Linked DNA regions of Homo sapiens: region 2 is linked to region 1. A link is a contact called in ENCODE Hi-C data. All regions are on one chromosome and are shown on one strand. Each heading gives the region's core, a stretch centred on a gene start or an enhancer-like site at or near the end of the contact. The rest is flanking DNA. Distances are from core to core; before and after follow the strand shown.

Region 1 (6,749 bases), core at 4,249-6,748:
AGCTAATTTTCTAATCTTCATCTTTAAAAAAATAGATTAGTTATGTTTTAAAAGATCTCATTTTGAAAAACAGATCTTGGCCGAATGTGGTGGTATGCACTGTACTCCTAGATACTCGGGAGGCTGAGGCAGGAGGATCACTTGAGCCCAGGAGTTTGAGGCCGCAGTGAGCCATGGCTGCGCCACTGCACTCCAGCCTTGGTAAGAGTGAGACCCTGTCTCAAAAAATAAAAAATAAAAATAAAGACTTCACGATGCTTAGGTAAGAAAAATTCCCTCAGCAAAAGCAATTATTAGTTGTACTTGACACAAAGGACTGGAACTCATTTCTGCTTGAATGTGCCTACATAGTCCACTTTCCATCTTAGGCCATAAATCAAGGTACAATACACTAAATTTAATTAAACTTCAAGGTAATCTAGTTTATCTCATTAAAAATCAACCCATGAAAATTGAATTATAGGCAATTTAGAATTCTCTCTCAACTGGCCCCTCCATGGAAACTACAATTACTGTACAAAGATTTACCCCTACTTTTTGTCACACGGAAAACATTATTTTCTTTGAGTAGTTCATGTTAGCATAATTCGAAATAATCATTGTTAGGTGCTGGCTTCAATATGCAGTATGTGCCATTTTTATAAAATTTATGTACATGACCTATCTATTAACAGAAGGGTATATACAATATTACAGTAAGGTTTCCCTGGGGAATAAGATTTTAGGTCATTTTTCACTTCTTATTGGTTATCTGTACTTTTAAATTTCTTACAATGAATATGTACTACCTATAGAATTCTTCTTCTGTTATTTTAGAAAGAAAATCCAAAAGCCTCAAAATTTAGTAAGGGTAAACAGAATTAAACAATCTTGAAAGGGGCCAGGTGTGGAGGCTCACGCCTGTAATCCCAGCACTTTGGAAGGCCAAGGCAGGCAGATCACAAGGTCAGAAGTTTGGAACCAGCCTGGCCAATATGGTGAAACCCTGTCTCTACTAAAAATATAAAAATGAGCCAGGCATGGTGGTGGGCTCCTGTAGTCCCAGCTACTCTGGAGGCTGAGGCAGGAGAGTCGCTTGAACCTGAAAAACGGAGGTTGCAGTAAGCCGAGATCATGCCAGTGCACTCCAGCCTGGGCGACAGAGTGAGACTCCAACTCAAAAAAGAAAAACAAAACAACAACAACAACAACAAAACATGTTTTCAAATGCTATAAAGAACATGATTGGGTCAACAAACTAACTAGAAAACCGACAGCAGATAAGATCCAAGTATTGTATCAATGTTAAATTTCATTAGGTTGATGGCTGTACTAAGCCTATGTAAGACAATGTCTTTGGCTCTTAGAAAATATATACTGAAGTTCTCAGGGGTAAAGGGGATGGGGGACGACGTATGCAACTTACTCTCAAATAATTTGGCAAAAAATGCAGTAGTAAAGCAAATGTGACTAGAAGAAATGTTAACAATTGGTGAATCTGAGTAAAGGGTAAGAAAATTGTACAATTTTTGCATTTTTTATAAGATTAAAGTTATTTCTTTTTTTTATTCTTGTTTTCTTGAGATGGAGTCTCGCTCTGTTGCCCAGGCTGGAGTGCAGTGGTGTGATCTCGGCTCACTGTAACCTCCACCTCCCAGATTCTCCTGCCTCAGCCTCCTGAGTAGCTGGGATTACAGGCGCACGCCATCTCGCCCAGCTAATTTTTGTATTTTTAGTAGAGACGGAGTTTCACCATGTTGCTCAGGCTGGTCTCGAACTCCTGACCTCGTGATCCACCCACCTCGGCCTCCCAAAGTGCTAGGATTACAGGCGTGAGCCACCGCGCCTGGTGATTAAAGTTATTTCTAAGTAAAACATTTTTAATTGAAAAAGTTTAAAAATCAACACATTCAAAATTGTTCTAACAAAAATACTTAAGAGCATGTTGGGCCAACTTCCAGCAAGACTTTATGTGGAAAAATATAGGAACATATTAAAAAATTCTGCTAATAAAAACATATGCAGGACCAACTTTAAGCAAAATTTTAAATCAGCACCATCTAACAGAAATACAATGTGAGCCACATACATAGTATTAAATTTTCTAGGAACCATATTAGAGTGAAAAGAAACAAGTGAAATTAATTTTAATGTTTTATTTAGCCCATGTCTAAAGTATTGTTTCAATTTAGTCAATACAAAAATTGAGATTTTAATTCTTCTGTATTAAATCTTCAAAATCTGATGTGTATGTTACACTTCCAGTACATCTCAATTCAGAAGCTAAATTTTCATAGGAAATACTTGATCTACATTTAGATTTCATAAAATGTACAGTTTAAAAGTAAATTCGCATAACCAAATTATTTCAGTTAAAAGTTTTCCAACCACTGAATCAGATTTTAAATGTAAACTTAAATTAATTAAAATTAAATAAAATGAAAAATTCACTCCTCATTCACACTAGTCACCCTACAGACTCAATAACCACATGTGGCTTGTGGCTACACCCTGGGAAAGCCTGGCTTTAGATGGTAAAACAAATTCCCTCTACAAAAGGAGGAACTAATTGATAAAACTGAAGTTTATCGTATTTATCAAAAGATTTTTAAAACATAGTTATGATAAAAATAACGGGCCGGGCGCTGTGGCTCACGCCTGTAATCCCAGCACTTTGGGAGGCCGAGGCAGGTGGATCACCTGAGATCAGGTGTTCCAGACCAGCCTGGCCAACATGGTGAAACCCTGTCTCTACTAAAAATACAAAAATTAGCTGGGCGTGGTGGCAGGCGCCTGCAATCCCAGCTACTTGGGAGTCTGAGGCAGGAGAATCGCTTGAACTCGGAAGGCGGAAGTTGCAGTGAGCCCAGAGATCCCACCATTGCACTCCAGCCTGGGACAGAGCGAGACTCCGTATCAAAAAAAAAAAAAAAAAAAAGACGATATTCCTATCAGAAGCACACCAAGGTTTCTCTCCAAGGTACAATTACACATCTCCCATACCACCTGTCAGAAACACCAACACAAAGCCTTCTCTACTCTGCCTCAGTTGACATCCTTTAATTTGGGTTTGAGTTTCCAGAAAACTGGCAATCAAATGGCCTTCTTTCTTTCAAATGTGACAGAACAAACTCAAGTTCCGGTTCTCAGGAGCCTAGTCATCCACTGCACAGTATGCGGGGTTTCAGCACAATACTGTCTCAGTCCCAAATGGGAGCATGCACACAGGAGAACTTGTCTCGGATTTAAGAGAGGAAGTGACCCTGAGTCCAGAGGTGAGCTTTTTCTTTTTAAACAGGTGTAAGAGATTAATTCAGTCAACACCAAGCAACACTAAAGATTTGCCAATCAATAATTCTGTGCCAAGCAACTTGATCAGGGATTTGGCCAGAATCCCTTTCGCTAATCTCAATCAGGGCCTTCCCAAAGACATCCTGATTTAGGCCACTCTCATCTAAATTAAGCTTCGACAGTCCCTTGCCTGACAGCAAATAAACAAAATCAAATTATATTCATATGAATAAAATTCTGATAGCTTGACAAAAGGCCCCTTGAAAGATCATTTAGTAAGTGTGAGCAAAAATACAGCTCCAAAGAACAGGAGTTACCATAAAACCATTTTTCAGAAATGTTTAATTCCTACTTTCTTCAACCATACTTTTCAACTGAACAACGCTGTGGCTAACAATCAAATTTAACACACAACAATGAATTCTCATATTATTTTTTCCCGCTACACAAGTATTAACGAATTCTTTAAAACTGCTGAGTCTTCTACTGTGAATTCACTAATGCCTCAAATTAGTCATAGCAGTGGGAAGTGGAGTGCGAGTGTGAACGATGGTTTCTGACACCCGACCCACTAGTGAAGTCCCATCTTCCATACGAAAGCCTTTATTTTTTCTTCCCATCTCACTCACCTAGCTGTTTTCATGCGACATATCAGGGATCACAGATACAACTCTGACCATTGTGTGGACACACTGAAACAATCGCAATCCAAAATCCTCTGTAGATAAACGTTAACTATTTCTCTTTAAAGCTGAACTCCTTTCTTACCCTCACAGTCACAAAGCTTTAAACTGGATGAATACAAAGGTGTTAAGCCGTTCCATCAGAGAGGCTTTTTATTAGATTTATTTTTACCCGTGGAAATACTTGAACATTCTGTAGAAGTAAATATATTCTAAACCTGAGGTCTTTAAAAGAAAGCTCTCAATTAATGCCCAATCAAATCCAGTCTTCAGGTCTCTCTGAAATTAGCTAAGTATGCAGAAACCAGTTGTAATTTTTAAAAGAGCGAAGAGGGAGAAGAAATAAACGACACCAGAACTACACATTCCAGACCAGCAGTTCAAGCACCACTTCGAGAAGGGAAGTAAAGATCAAGCTCGCCGTCTCCCTCGGCCACAGCAGGGCTCCTCCAAGGCTGCCCGCTCCGGCCCGCACCGCGGACCCCGCCGCCCCCGCCCCCTCCCGCGGCCTCCCCAACCCCCGGCCCTGCCGCTTCGCCTTTCTCGCAGCGGGGATGCTCAGGGTGCGACCTCGAAGCACAACCACTGATGGAATTCTGACACCCGAAGAGGACGATTTTTCCAACAGTTTACACGCCTTCGCGGGCACCTTCCCTACTCACTGAAACCCTCACGAAAGCGGTCAACGCACCCAGAGCGGGTTTCCTCGGTCTACGGACGCAGGCAAACAGCGCCACTTAAAAAATGCGCGTCCGCGACCCGGCCCCAGGCGGCAGAGGGAGCAGCGGGCGGCCTGGCGCGGGAGCTCCCCCGGGGCTCGCAGCATCCCTGCCGCGCGCGAAGGCCGGGGCCGCGTCCACCTGGCAACAAAGGCGAAGCCCGCCGCTCGCAGGTGGGAGGCCCGGAGCCGAGGCCCCGGTGCCGCGCGAGGGAGCGTACGGGGTCCGCGCGGGGCCGCCCCTGGAGAAAGCCCAGCCGCGGACTCCGGCGGGAGAGGAGCGCCCTGGCATTGTCCCGGGGGAGGGCGGGGCGGGCGCCCGGGGGCACTGGGTCCCCGGAGGAGGTGGCGGCGCCGCGGGCGGGTTGGGGGCTGGGTCGGCCGAGGCGGACGGCCGCCCCCAGCAGCCCCGACGCCTTTCATTTGGCCTCTGCGGCGGCTGAGGCAGCCCGACCTCCAGCGCTAAGCACTGCGCCAAGCAGGGACGGGCGGGGGAGGGCGCGCCAGACCCGCCGCAGAGCCGGACCCCCGGCGCCGCACCGCCGGCCCGCCCTGCCGCGGACCCCGCTGCCCGCCCGCAGTCCGCGCTCCTCCGGCGGGCGAAGGAGACGACTCTCCGGCGTTCGCCCGGTCCCCACCTCGATGTAGCCGGCCAGCGCCAAGGCAGGCGCCGTGAGCCCCACCAGCAGCAGAAGCAGGAGCCTGCCCGTGGCTGCGGCGGCCGCGGTCCCGGTGGCCGCCATCCCTCGCCGGGTCGCTCTAGCGCGCGGCTCTCAAGCTCACACACTCGGACTCCTCGCTTAGCACACCGCGACCCAGAAGCATCTAAAGCCAGTTCGCCGCCGCCCCGGGGGTTTTACACCAACCGGAACTGACTTCATATTACCACGCCCTCCTTCTGCGGCTCCCAATGCCGGCCCGCAGAACCCCTCAAGACCCCGCCCCCTTGCGGTCCAGACCCAATCAGGAGATGGAAGAGCCTGCTCCTCCCGCCCGGTCCAACCGCGCGCCCCCCGCCCGGCCCCGCCCCCGGCCGCGGATGGCCCCGCCCCCGCTCCGGACCCTGTGGCCGCCAGGCGCGGGGGCGTGCGCGCGGCGGGTCTGGGGCCGCAACCCTGTGGGCGCGGGGCTGGCTCTGGCCTCCGCCCCCCGGCGCGGTTATCTGTCCCTGCTGCGCTGGTCCGTCAGCCTTCAGCCTCCCGATACGGGCACGCCCCGCTCCCCTGCCCCTGCTGGGCATTCTTCAGACTCCTTTGGGTACCGCCCTCTTTTTGATTCTGGAAATGGTTTTATTAAAAACAGGATGAATTAGGAGTCCGGGACGGTCTGCCAAGGGCCGTCCCCCGAGGCAGGGGGAGGACCGCAGGAGGCAGCCATCGTCCTCCCCCGAGCCCTACTCAGGGCGCGCCTCTCCCGCCCTGCTCCGCCCAGGCCTCTCCGCCGGGTCCTCGCCTCTGAGTCCGGCCGCGCTCCGCACCCTTGGCCTCCGGTCTTTAGGCCTCTTGCCGACCCTTCCTTCCCAGCAGTTGCCCAGGCAGGGATAGAGACCAGGGGTGCAAGAACCACGCCGGCCTCACAGCCCAGGCCCCCTTCCTCGTGTGTTTTAGGAAGAGATCACGCCGCTTCTTCGGTTGAGACGCACTAGCGGGAGACCTGCTACTCTGCCTTCCTGCTCCGCGGCATTGCCACTTCAGTAGAGAAAAACGTCCTGCTGCCCCATTTAGCAATTGGCACAGCCTCGCCACCGCCAGGGCTCCGCTGGCCTTGTTTCCTTTCAGTCGCCTGTGAGTTAGGTACTGCCTTCTGAGAGACCTGGACTAGTCCCTTCAGGTTCAACTAAATGCATAACACAACCCTACCCCCAGGACGCTGACAATAGAAAGGAAGAGACTGTCCGCGGAGTAGACGAGTGCGCCTGTAAGAACTCGGGATTTTCCAGCCTTATTCTGCACCACTCTCCCCTACATGCCCAGTTCCCTGTGGGTAAACTGGCTCTGCCCGATTCCTCCAAGACGACACCTTTCCATTTCACAGCCCTTCCTAACACTCTTCTGCGCCTGCAATGTCCTCTCCCCAAC
Region 2 (6,764 bases), core at 170-2,669, 330 kb before region 1:
CCTGGTCCCAGGAGGGGAGGCTCGTGAACCCCGCAGCAATCTCGACTCCGTGTGCTCTGCCCCAGATCACCAGGTCCCTCCAGGAACCTGCAGCATTTCCTTTGCTGTTTGGGAATTCAAAATGGTTTCTCGAAAAATGTGAACAGGAAGGCAGAATTTATCAAAGAGGACTAGATGTAGCACGACCCTTGGATTCCCAGATTTCTGCTGCCACAGACTCATCACTTCTTTTTGCCCCTATGATGAGTTGAAGCTACATTTCGGAACACATGGCCCCAAAAAACAGGAGACGGGGTGAACATCATGAGGACGGTGATGACGTCTTCTATAAGCCTAGGTTACTGGCCCTGAGACGTGTCCTCTGCCCTCCTCCACTCCCACTCTGCCCTGTGTGATGTGGGAGGGAATTCCTCAGGTGAAGACAGGCTCGTCCCTGCCCAGAATTTCCCATCCGTAGCTGCACCGCGGTTAGACACTCAGCTTCCCCAAGCCCCGCATGTGCACCGTCAGTAAGTACCGGGACAGGAAGCAGAGGAAGGGAAGGATGCAGCCGCATTCAGTCCCAGAGAACAGCAGGCCCGGGTTACTCCTCTTTGGTGGCCGGGGCTGAAGGACAGTCTGTCTTATGGGGAAAACTCTCCTCCCCACGTTTTTCTGGGGGCCTCCGCTGAGCTCGCATTGGGAGAGCTGCATGTGGAATGTGGGAAAGAAGAAGTCACCCATCTAAGCCAGCGTCTTCATTGGCTCAATGTTGGTGATCACTAATGCGACAAATACTGTGGTTGTATTGACCGTACATATGACAACATTCTAAACAACACAGGAGAACACAACGAGCAACAGTAAAAACTGGAGGGTCCCGCGAACGGAGTGGGTGGGCTGTGACTCCCACACTTTCCCTGCCCCTGGCCAGCCCCTCCTAAGCACCTGTGTGCTTTCCAGGTCAACACTGCAGAATGACCTGGCCAGACGTAACCAATAGGTGTGGTCCTAAACAGCTGGTACCACACTTCCCTGGCTCGTTCTTCTTCAGGTGGGGAGTTTTTCTGACCTTCCACTTTGGAAAGAGCAGGACTTGCTTAAAACTGAGTGCCGGCCAGCCCACACCCCCTGAAATAGATCAAGGGACTCATCACAGCCACTGCTCAAGTACTGGGAAGAGACATGACACCAGTGCACAAGTGCATTCTGAACCGTAATGACAAGCAGAGAGCAAGAAAGCCACCTGTCTCTTTAGAACATACTTTCCCTCAGGCCTGGGGCTCAGTAGAAAGAGACAGGAAGGTTCCGGCTGGCCTTCCAGCCCCCAGAGCTGCCCAGCCCAGCCCTGGCAGATGCGAATCGCCCCAGGAAAGGAGAGAGGAAAGAAGCCTTCCCCAGACCTCACCGTTCCTCATTCCAAACATCTTGTAAGTCCCAGGGGCACTGAGAGAGTTTGTCCGCAGCCAAACACAACTTCCTGTTTCTAAGAAAGGGAAGAAAAAAAATAGTTGAAAGGGTTTTTGGACACTGGAAATTTCAAGTTTCTGTAAACGCGAATGAATCAGACACATGTGGAATGAATTTCTCCGGAAGTAAGAAAAGATGCTGTGAGTTCCTCTTGCTGGACCAGAAAATAGGAAAAGGGTAGCTGCGGGGGAGGTGCGTCAGAGGCTGCAAGGAGAGAAGCCATGTGGACATGGGATGGAAGAGAGGGTCCCATCAGTGACAAGGTTCAACGAGGCTGCCCTGAAGCCACGTTCTGAAGCTGCTCATTACTCAGAACTGCTCCACCTCTGAAGTCCTACATCAAATCTCCTCCTCCTCAACCACAATCTCCCATCTTCCCAGATCTTTCCCATAAATGCATCCTTCCCCATGCCCTGACCGCCTCCGCACGTGTCCTTCCCCCATCCATCTTTCCTGCTCCTCTGTCTTCAGCTTTCCCTGAGCTGCTTGGACTCCACGTTCAGCGCCTCCACCTCAATCTTGCCAGTGTTCTCACTGCCCTTGCCCCACAGACTCTCTGTGCTGCTCAGCAGGCAGAGCCTCACACGGCACCCATTCCCCTCTCCCCACCTCTCACCTCTCACGTCATCCTGCTACAAGCAGATCCACACCCCGGGGGAATCCCAGCCCTGAGCACACTGGTGCCACCATAAAGTTACAGCGTTTGATGGAAACTGTCCAGCAACCCGAGCAGACCCCCTCTCAGCAATACCGATGGTTGTCCACAGAACTATTCTGCGCTTCCCATGCTCCTCCAGCTCATCCCCATGCCACGCTTCGCTGTGAGTGAACAAACTCACCTCCACTGCTAAGTGGAGCCCAGTACCGTATCTCTTATCATGGAAGGGAGAGGGGACACCAGCTCACCATTAACGGGCCACGTATAGACACGAATCTAGAGGAACATTATAACTCTCTCTTATTTTGGATTCAACAGGCATGTTTCAATCTCTGTCAAGTCCATAGGAGAGTGAAGACTCAGAAGATAACTCCTCCCCCTGATTAAATTAATCCTCCAGCTCTCTGAAGGGCACAGTACATCATGAGATTTAAACACCTAGGTCTAAAACAAAAAAAAACAAAGAAAAAGAAAAATACGCCGGGCACAGTGACTCATGCCGGGAATTCCAGCATCTGGGGAGGCTGAGGCAGGCAAATCACTTGAGGCCGAGAGTTTGAGACCAGCCTGGACAACATGGTAAGACCTCGTTTCTATAAAACATATAAAAAACTTAGCCAGGGCTGTTCCAGCTACCCAGGAGGCTGAGGTGGGAGGATCACCTGAGCCCAGGGAGGTCGAGGCTGCAGTGAGCTGTGATCCTACCACTGCACTTCAGCCTGGGTGACAGAGCCAGACCCCTTCTCAAAAGTAAATAAATAAATACACACCCAGGCTCCCTCATGGCCCAGCTTCTCTACCTCATCCTCCTTGTTGGCCCCTCAGTTTCCACCACTGTTTGGAGTCCTGGGTGTGGCCCTGACATGGTCTGTCAGTCCCTCGGTTCTTTCTAGTTTCACTGTTAGATGGAGATGGTTCTTCAGATCCCAAAGGTGGGTGAGGGGAAGGGGGAAAATCTCTCACAGGGACAGGACCAAGGACAGCATACCTAAGAGAGTAGGCTTTGCACAGTACTAACTGTGGCCTCCTGCTAGCCTATCCCTGGTGCATTAGGATGTGAAAAAATGTCTCCCTCTTCTCCATCTGGAGTTACATTACCGAAAGCCTAGCCTACAAATGTGTCAGATCTCAGGAAGCAGGACAGGGTGAGGAAAAAAAAAAAAAACACAAGAAAATGAAATCGTAATTTTAAAAACCCTGTTCGTTTCTTACCACGAATCCTGAAATCTTGCTGGTAGCTACGGATGCGCCTCAATTTACACAGAGTTACATCCCCAATAAACCCATGGTAATATCGTAAGACTAAAATGCGTTTAATATCCCAATAAATCCATTGTAAAGTCAAAAATGTGTAAGTTGAATCGTCCTAAGCCCAGACGCTCCTCCACTTACAATCGGGTTACATTGGGATAAACCCATCGAACAGTCAAACAATTGATTGTAAGCTGAACCATCATAAATTGAAAACCATTGTATATCCATCCTTTTTAAAATCTATCCTTTCTCCTTCTGTTTCTGTTACATGAGAGGTATTTTCCCACTGTCAAAACTAATCCCTTCTCAATACTGCAGCCCTCCACCCTCTCAAGGCGCTCAGCCCCTCCACCATCCCCTCCCTTCCCAAAGACCCAGCCCCTCCCTCTCTGCTGACAGCTCCCCATCGGTGTTCGCAGGTGCTGTGTCTTTTCACTCCCGCATTTCACAGCTATGTCTCTCCACTCTCCCCTCGCTCCCTGAATTCCTGCTGCTCTTCCAAAGCACACAACTTCTCTCTCCAAACATCACATATACTCTTCCCTCTTCCGGAAATGTTCCTTTTCCTCTTTCTTCTCTCCCCACTTTAACATAGTCCTACTTATTCTTCAGGTCACAGATTAAAGGTCACACCCTCAATGAAACCCTCAGGTTAGGTTAAGCACCCTCATGTTGCTGTGCACTTAGCTTTTTTTTTGACAGAGTCTGGTTTTGTTGCCCAGGCTGGAGTGCAGCGGCACGATCTCAGCTCACTGCAACCTCCGCCTCCTGGGTTCAAGTGATCCTCCTGCCTCAGCCTCCTGAGTAGCTGGTATTACAGGCTCCCGCCACCATACCTGACTAATTTTTGTATTTTTAGTACAGATAAGGTTTCACCATGTTGGCCAGGCTGGTCTCAAACTCCTGACCTCAAGTGATCCTCCCGCCTCACGGCCTCCCAAAGTGCTGGGATTATAGGCATGGGCCACCATGCCCTGCCTGCACTTCACTTTTCAAACACTCAGCACCCTTCCTTCTGTCTTTGCTGCTGGACCATACACTGTGAGTCCCAGGCCACATCTCATCTTCATTTGCATCACTCGTGTCTAGCTGACAGCCTGCCATAAAGCAGGCAGAGAAAAAAAATGATCACGTTCCCTTTCCCCTTTGAAAAATATGTTCCACTTCCCCATATTTCTCTCTGCTACCTCTGTGCACCTTCCACAGTCATACTTGAGAGAACTGCTCCCTTCCTCACGCCCTAACAAGCCAGCTCCCCACACCACTGCCCACGGGACTGTGTTGCCAAGGTCATCGATGACCTTGTGCTAAGTCCAACAGACCTGCCTCAGTCCTGTGCCTGCATCCTGGCCTCCTCTGCATGCCCTCTCCCTCTTGTTATCCCTAAGTTGTTGAGTTCCTCTGGGTTCTGTTCACTCTTCCTGGCTGATCCCATCCACCCCTATGGTTTCCATTTTTTCCTATCTGCTGATTACTCCCAAATTTAAATCCAGAGGCTGTGTGTCTGCGGCCCCCATGCCTACCTCATGTTTGAAGGTTCTCTGGAAGGGCTCCTGGGACTCAGCACACAGCTGTGCTCATGGCGAGGCTTTATCCTTTTGCTGTGGTGAGGACACACGCTGGATCATAAGGGGTCAAGGCACAGGCAGAGTCTAGAGGAACCCATGCCAGGCTTCCTTATGCTCTTTCCGACCACCAGGGTCCCACAGAGCCCACTGTCCCTCCGTAAAAATGCAGCAACACACGTGTGACATTTCTGCCTGGGGAAGCCCAGTACCGACTTAGTGCCCAAAGGTCTTAACTGGGGTCTGGTCACATGGGCACCCTCTGCCTAGCAAAATCCTAGACTCTCAGATGGAAAGTAGGTGTTTGGCATAAATTGTGTTGTCTGCACAGACAGTCTAGCCATGGGGAACCACCTTATCAGTTAACTGTTAACTAGGGATGCTCTGAGAGCCAAGTTCCCAGATGCCAGCCAAGGGCCAACCTTGCAGGCAGGTGTTTCTATGAACAGCAGTGTCAGGCCCGCTGTGATAACTCCTTTCTGCACAGGCTGGGTATGTTTCCAACTTCCCACCTGACTCAATTTGCTCAAAGTCAAACTCACTCTCTTCCTCCCAGCTGTTACACCTATACCCTATCTTTTTTTTTTTTTTTTTTTTTTTTTAAGAGACAGAGTCTTGCTCTGTCACCTAGGCTGGAGTGTGGTGGTGCAATCATAGTTCACTGCAACTCCTAGGCTCCAGTGATGCTCCTGCCTCAGCCTTCCAATGTGCTAGGATTTCAGGCATGAGCCACTGTGCCTGGCCAGGACCTATCTTCTGTTTCCCCTTCTTCTCCACCCCTCCTATCCACTGGCCCTCAAATGCAAACTCCTCCTCCGTCTCCATTGCTGCTGCCTTCAGGGGGCTCTCCATCCCCTCACCCAGCATGGCTTCAACAGCCCTGTCCCATTTCACTTCACATCCCTCTAATCCCATCCTCACATTACTCAGTGATCTTTTAAACATGAAAATTGGGGCTGGGCACGGTGGCTCATGCCTGTAATCCCAGCACTTTGGGAGGCTGAGGCAGGCAGATTACCTGAGGTCAAGAGTTCGAGACCAGACTGGCCAACATGGTGAATCCCCATCTCTACTAAAAATACAAAAATTAGCCAGGCGTGGTGGCACACGCCTGTAATCCCAGCTACTTGGGAGGCTGAGGCAGGAGAATTGCTTGAGCCAGGGAGGCAGAGGTTGCAGTGAGCCGAGATCATGCCACTGCACTCCAGCCTGGCTGACAGAGTGAGACTCTGCCTCAAAAAAAAAAAAAGAAAAGAAAAGAAAATTGGATCATTTCACTTCTCCATTGAAAACCCTTTGAAACCCTTTAATGGCTTCCAAATGCACAAAGAATTTTTTTAAAAAATCCACACCTCCTAACAAGCCCTCCAAGCTCCTCTGTGGACTGCCACCTACTAGCTCCCAGTCTTATTTTATGTCACTCTATCCCCCTGGTGACACTTTCTTTTGTCACTTGCTCACCAAGCCCTTTCTCACTTAGCGGATTCCCACATGCCAGTCCCAAGCCTGGGATGCTCTCTCTCGTGCTCCCCCATGGCTTTCCCAACTCATCCTTAGGGTCTCAGGTTGACAATCACAGCCTAAGAAAGTCCTTCCTATCTCCTCCAATCTAAGTGAGGTCCCTGTAACTCTCATAATTAACAATTCTATGTATCTCACATTGACTGTTCTTTTGTTTGTTTGTTTTGAGACAGTTTCGTTCTTGTTGCCCAGGCTAGAGTGCAATGATGAGCCTTAGCTCACTGCAACCTCTGCCTCCCGGGTTCAAGAGATTCTCCTGCCTCAGCCTCCCGAGTAGCTGGGATTACAGGCACGTGCCAGCACCCCTGGCTAATTTT

Evidence for each region. A loop is a pair of places that touch in the nucleus more often than their neighbours do. Pooled maps may share reads with other maps.
Region 2: a map of ascending aorta shows a loop between it and region 1 (10-fold over the local background). The contact joins the enhancer-like site here to the promoter of APLP2 in region 1. A Hi-C loop is called at or near these places in 2 of 168 maps with a recorded cell type or tissue (ascending aorta and sigmoid colon) and 5 of 50 pooled maps.

The regions. Positions count from the first base shown.
Region 1 is chr11:130,068,643-130,075,391 of GRCh38, reverse strand. It overlaps APLP2 (amyloid beta precursor like protein 2), which reads right to left and starts at 5,498. Exons shown (of 17, transcript NM_001142276.2): 1 at 5,310-5,498. The coding sequence starts at 5,414. It overlaps LOC107984432 (a long non-coding RNA gene), which reads left to right and starts at 5,743. Exons shown (of 2, transcript XR_001748444.2): 1 at 5,743-5,928; 2 at 6,279-6,749. RefSeq lists silencers at 4,610-5,069, 5,140-5,269, 5,660-5,889 and enhancers at 5,806-6,306, 6,307-6,749.
Region 2 is chr11:130,395,711-130,402,474 of GRCh38, reverse strand. It overlaps ZBTB44-DT (ZBTB44 divergent transcript), which reads right to left. Exons shown (of 7, transcript NR_148980.1): 5 at 4,885-4,962; 6 at 1,388-1,465. Among named protein-coding and RNA genes, the nearest start is that of ADAMTS8, 30 kb to the left of the region's middle. Within about 2 kb of position 1,419, at least 7 of the 41 ENCODE cell types and tissues checked have a DNase peak (open chromatin) inside an H3K27ac peak, as active enhancers do; they include ascending aorta, where a contact is called at or near this core.